Regions from separate parts of the Homo sapiens genome. Here region 1 is linked to region 2. A link is an interaction called in ENCODE POLR2A ChIA-PET data of the cell type or tissue named here. Cell type or tissue: A673. All regions are shown on one strand. Each heading gives the region's core, and the rest is flanking DNA. Links, peaks and the distances in the headings are about the cores only.

The links. ChIA-PET counts read pairs that join two places held together with the same protein. Peaks named below come from ENCODE experiments on the same cell type or tissue, not always from the same donor. Only the 100,000 strongest peaks of a DNase experiment are listed, where the experiment ranks them.
Region 1: POLR2A ChIA-PET joins it to region 2 with 11 read pairs; 3 of 35 experiments call an interaction of 5 or more read pairs at or near these places.

The regions. Positions count from the first base shown.
Region 1 is chr1:247,129,473-247,132,381 of GRCh38, reverse strand. It overlaps a transcript of ZNF124 not described here. Among named protein-coding and RNA genes, the nearest start is that of LINC02897, 19 kb to the right of the region's middle. In A673, for the core only: no CTCF peak of the experiment used is centred there; no DNase peak of the experiment used is centred there.
Region 2 is chr1:247,341,648-247,344,556 of GRCh38, reverse strand. The region is part of intron 1 of ZNF496-DT (ZNF496 divergent transcript); the gene reads right to left. Among named protein-coding and RNA genes, the nearest start is that of ZNF496-DT, 11 kb to the right of the region's middle. In A673, for the core only: no CTCF peak of the experiment used is centred there; a DNase peak (open chromatin) is centred at 1,626; H3K4me3 peaks cover 386 bases; H3K27ac peaks cover 782 bases.

The DNA.
Region 1 (2,909 bases), core at 139-2,638, 210 kb after region 2:
GAAGAGGTACTCTGGCCTTTTGGGTTTTCAGCATTTTTTCATTGATTCTTTCTCATCTTTGTGAGTTTGTCTAGCTTCAGTTTTGAGGCTGCTGGCTCTTGGATGGGGTTTTTCTGAGGGCCTTTTTTGTTGTTGTTGTTGACACTGTTGTCAGTTTCTGCTTGCTTGTTTTTCTTTAAGTAGTCAGGTCCCTCTTCTGTAGGGCTGCCTCAGTTTGCTGGGGGTTCACTTCAGGCGTATTCATCTGATTCACTCCCATGCCTGGAGATGCCACTCAAGGAGGCTAGAGAAGAGCAAAGATGGGTGCCTGCTCCTCCTTCTGGGACTTCTTACCTCAAGGGACACCAACCGGATGCCAGTAGCATCACTCCTGAATAGGGTGTCTGACAACCCCTGTTGGAGGGTCTCACCCAGTTGGGTGGCACAGGGAAAAGGACCCGTTTAATGAAAGACTTTGTCCCTTGGTGGAGAGGGTGTGCTTCACTGGGGGGAAACCCACTCACCTAGGCTGCCAAGATTCCTCAGAACTACCAGGAGGAGAGGCTAAGTCTGCTGGTCAGCAGAGACTGCGGCCACCCCTCCCCCTAGGGGCTCAGGCCTAGGGAGATCCAAATTCTGTCCCTGAGCATCTGGCTGGAGTTATTGGAGACCCTCCAGGGAAGCCCCACCCAATGAAGAAGGGATTAGGCCTGAAGAGGCACTCTGGCTGCAAACTGCCACAGCCGGTGTATTGGGCTGTAGGGACAGGTCTTGGGACCTAGCTGTACAGCCTCCCTGGCTAAAGCAGGGGAAAAGTGCAGCCTGGAGCTATAGAAATGGGTGCCAACCTCCTCCCGTCCAGGGAGCTTAGCACGTTAGGCAGTTGGAGTCCCAGTACTGGCTGCTGCCCCTCCCCAAGGAACTCAAATGGCTTAGACAGCAGGCAGCCACGGCCAGTGCTGGTTGCCCCTCCCCCTGGGAGTTGGGTAGGCTTAAGTAGATTCCAGCTGAAAGGCTGTAAGAATCTGGGCGTTCCAGGGTTGGGACGGCAGGCCTCGGTGGCGTGGGTTTGCGAGTGGGATCTTCCAATCCGTGGGTTGCACAGCTCCATGGAAATAGCAGTTTCCCCAGCTGGGTAGCGCACTCACTCACTGCCTCCCTGGGCTGGAGGAGGAGGCTCCCCTTCCCCGCCTGGCTCTCAGGTGGGCCGCAGCACCACACTGTTCTTCCTTCTCTCCATGGGTCACACCATCCTTCTAGTCAATTTTGATGAGAGAACCTGGTTGCTGGTGAAGGATTCACATGCTTATTATGAGTTTTTTAGTTTGTTTGTTTTGTTTTGATTGTCGCCCAGGTTGGGGTGCAATGGCATAATCTCAGCTCACTGCAATCTCCACCTCCTGGGTTCAAGCGATTCTCCTGCCTCAGCCTCCCGAGTAGCTGGGATTACAGGCATACGCCACCACGCCCAGCTAATTTTTCGTATCTTTAGTAGAGATAGGTTTCACCATGTTGGTCAGGCTGGTCTTGAACTCCTGACCTCATGATCTGCCCACCTCGGCCTCCCAAAGTGCTGGGATTACAGGCGTGAGCCACCGCGCTTGGCCCCCACTTTGTTTCAAATGAAAAAATACTCAGTGTTTGAAGAGTCCAGCAAAATCACTCAAACTCTGCTTTTATGTATGTTGGAGGGAATAAAATTGCAAGGCACTTACATTTCATACCTCAACAGGGAAAGCAGAAGTATTCCTTTCATACAATAAACAAGTCATGTAATTATTTACATGATAACATATTATTTCATAAAGAAATTATTTCGATGTTAACACATCTAAAAATGCCAAGTCCCCACCCACAGATTTGCCATTAAACTTGGACATCCAGGTAACAGGAAACAGAGTCATCCACTGTCACAGAATCTCCGCTCGGCACAAAGGTGGAACTGATGCTTTAGTGAGCTTCTGTTAGTGAGTATACTTTCTTGTGAAAACGTATTTTTCTGCAGCCATAATGGAAGACAGTGTCCCTATTTTTCCCTGGTAGCATTCCCAAAGCTAAGCCCTGGAATTCGGGTTGAAACCACCCCCAGAAAAGAACAAACCTGTGAAACTTACTACACTCCCTCTGGGCAAGAAAAAAGCCATTTAAGAATTTTTAACAAATGAAATATATGACTAGATATCTAATATTTTTCTGATATACACCTCTTTCTTGGCCTTTTGAAAATATTATCTCTCAAGCTGTACTGATAAAATGTATTTTTCAATCAGCGAAAAACTGAAGTTAAAATAAGTGAACAAGTATTTTCAAGGTGACAAACGAGTAGCAGTACTGACGAGCACGGACATGGCTGACTCAAGGGTCAAGTCAGACCATCCCATCTCCTGAATCCTCCCACCCCATCCTGCTCGGGGAAGTACTCAATGTCCACCCTCCCTCTCATCTCCTGAATCCTCCCACCCCATCCTGCTGGGGGAAGTACTCAATGTCCACCCTCCCTCTCATCTCCTGAATCCTCCCACCCCATCCTGCTCGGGGAAGTACTCAATGTCCACCCTCCCTCTCATCTCCTGAATCCTCCCACCCCATCCTGCTGGGGGAAGTACTCAATGTCCACCCTCCCTCTCATCTCCTGAATCCTCCCACCCCATCCTGCTCGGGGAAGTACTCAATGTCCACCCTCCCTCTCATCTCCTGAATCCTCCCACCCCATCCTGCTGGGGGAAGTACTCAATGTCCACCCTCCCTCTCATCTCCTGAATCCTCCCACCCCATCCTGCTCGGGGAAGTACTCAATGTCCACCCTCCCTCTCATCTCCTGAATCCTCCCACCCCATCCTGCTCGGGGAAGTACTCAATGTCCACCCTCCCTCTCATCTCCTGAATCCTCCCACCCCATCCTGCTGGGGGAAGTACTCAATGCCCACCCT
Region 2 (2,909 bases), core at 194-2,693:
TTGCCAAGTCTGTCACACAGTTCCCTCCAAATAGTGTTTTCAGGAGGCTTGGCCAGGCGCGGTGGCTGGCGCCTGTCATCTCAGCACTTTGGGAGGTCAAGGTGGGCAGATTGCTTGAGGCCAGGAGTTTCTGAGACCAGCCTGGCCAACACGGCAAAACCCCATCTCTACTAAAATTACAAAAATTAGCCGGGCATGGTGGTGCATGCCTGTAATTCCAGCTACTTGGGAGGCTGAGGAATGAGAGTTGCTTGCACCCGGGAGGCAGAGGTTGCAATGAGCTGATCGCACCACTCCACTCCAGCCTGGGCGACAGAGTGAGGCTCTGTCTCAAAAAAAAAAAAAAAAAACAGGCCCCACCTTTGTGTAGGTCTCCTGGATGCCCTTCCCTCTTTCTTTTAAGCTGGGGAATCCCCAATAAGCCTGAAACAAAACCTAAAAGATGCCCCCTTGGAGCCACCCCTGGCTGATGACAGGGCAGGGAAGTCCAGAGCTAATGTGGACCTGCTGATTGTCCTGCTAGTTCTTCTCCAAATGCACTGTGCCCTAGTCACCTGTAGGCTGCCCCTCCTGGCTGTGAACACCTCTGTAGGGAATGAAGCTTCTTGTTCTTGGGGTTAAGATGATACCCCAAAATGAAAACCTCAGTAGCAGCCTCAGAAGCAAATTTTCTGACCTTCTCCTGCCTTCCTGTCTCTGGCCTCTCATTTTCCCGAGGCCAACAATAGAAACTAGAATTCTTCTCCAAAGTGAAACCAGAACCCCCTTTTCCCTAAAGCCAGCCATTATACCTAAAAATATTAATCTAACTTCCCCCAACCTTCTGTATAAAAACTGACCATAAATAAATAATCTGACCTACCTTTTTTGATGGTAGGTCATAAGAACCCCCCCCACCATTCCGTAGAGGGGCTGCCCCATAGCCAGAAGACATGCTGCACAGGAAAGCCAGGAAGAATCTAAGCAGATGCCCTGCTGGCTTTCCCCACTCAGCCTGTTAGCCTTAGATCATGCCCTTTTCCCCAATCATTTCTCTGCGTTGCTATCTACACTTTGTTGAACCTCAGCATAAAAATAGACAGTTTTCCGCTGGGTGCGGTGGCTCTCGCCTGTAATCCCAGCACTTTGGGAGGCTGAGGTGGGCCGATCACCAGGTCAGGAGTTCAAGACCAGTCTGACCAACATGGTGAGACCCCCATCTCTACTAAAAATACAAAAATTAGCTGGGTGTGGTGGCATGTGCCTGTAGTCCCAGCTACTCAGGAGGCTGAGGCAGGAGAATCGCTTGAACCCAGGAGGTAGAGGTTGCAGTGAGCTGAGATTGTGCCATTGCAATCCAGCCTGGGTGACAGAGCGAGACTCCATCTCAAAAAAAAAAAAAAAAAAATAGACAGTTTTCCCTGTGTCTCTGGGCCTTCATTCTGAAGGCCTCTGAGTCATTTAGAACTATGAGTCATTAGAACTACGATCGAACAAATCTGTATGCCTTTTCTCCTATTCATCTGAATTTTGTCAGTTGATTTTTCAGCAGATCTTCAGAGGGCAATTCCCTCGGCTGCTACGCTGTCTTGTTGGTGGGAGGGGGGACTCACCAGGGAGGCATTTTGCTCCTCTCCCCGGGAGGTGCCGCCCGCCTCGTTGCATTACTGTCAGTCTCACTTATTTCATCTTCCGATTGCACCCGTGGGGTTTCCAGGTCATCCAGAATAAGCCCCACTTGCTCACGCTTGAGTGAGGCTGCTGTCTGATTTGATACCCAGTAAATGCCAAGTTGAATTAACTCAGAGGGAAAGAAAGAAAGGCACTGAGATCTGTTGGCAATTATCTCGATATTCCATGAGACAACTCAACAAAAGGCAACCAGAATTCAAAAGAGCTGATGGATCGGAGTTGGAGGACATTGTCAATTTTAACCAGTGAGGTGTGGGAACTAAAAGGCAGGGGAAAAGCAGGTCATGGGGTGTGTGCCTGTAATCCCAGCTACTTGGGAAAATCACGTGGGCCTAGGAGTTCAAGATTGCCTGGGCAATGTGGCAAGACCTCGTTTCAAAAAAAGGAAAAAGTGGGCCAGGCACGGTGGCTCACGCCTGTAATCCCAGCACTTTGGGAGGCTGAGGTGGACGGATCACAAGGTCAGGAGTTTGAGACCAGCCTGGCCAGCATGGTGAAACCCCGTCTCTACTAAAAATACAAAAAATTAGCCGGGCGTGGTGGCAGGCACCTGTAGTCCCAGCTACTTGGGAGGCTGAGGCAGGAGAATGGTGTGAACCCGGGAGGTGGAGGTTGCAGTGAGCCTAGATCGCACCACTGCATTCCAACCTGGGCGACAGAGCTAGACTCCATCTCAAAAAAAAAAAAGTGTTGGTGGGTAAAGCTGAAGGTGACAAGCTTCAAGTCTCAGTGCAGGGTTTCAGCTTTACAAGACATTTAATGTGAACAGTCTGGTAACAATCATTATAAAACAAGCAGAAAAGTAGGATGGCAGCAAGTTTCCTAAGACTGTCAGTCAAGTCAGTGGGTGTCAGAGGAAACAAGCCTCTGTTGTGTTTCCCAGGGCTGCTGTCATGATTGCCATAAACTGAGTGGCCTGAAACAACAGAGTCAGAAATCAAGGCATCTGCAGGGCCATGCTGTCTCCGAAGGCTCGGAATATGGACCCCTCCTTGCCTCCTCCTAGACTCTGGTGAGTGACAGCCAATCCGTGGTGTTCCTGACCTGGTACACATCCCTCCAGTCTCCGTCTCTATCATCTCACATGGCCTTATAGGGACACCTGTCATTGGATGTTGGGCCTACTCTAACTCATGATGACCTTTATCCAGTATCATCTTAACTTGATTACATCTGCAAATATTCTATTTCCAAATTAAGTTCACATTTTCAGGAACCAAAAGTTAGGACATAAACCA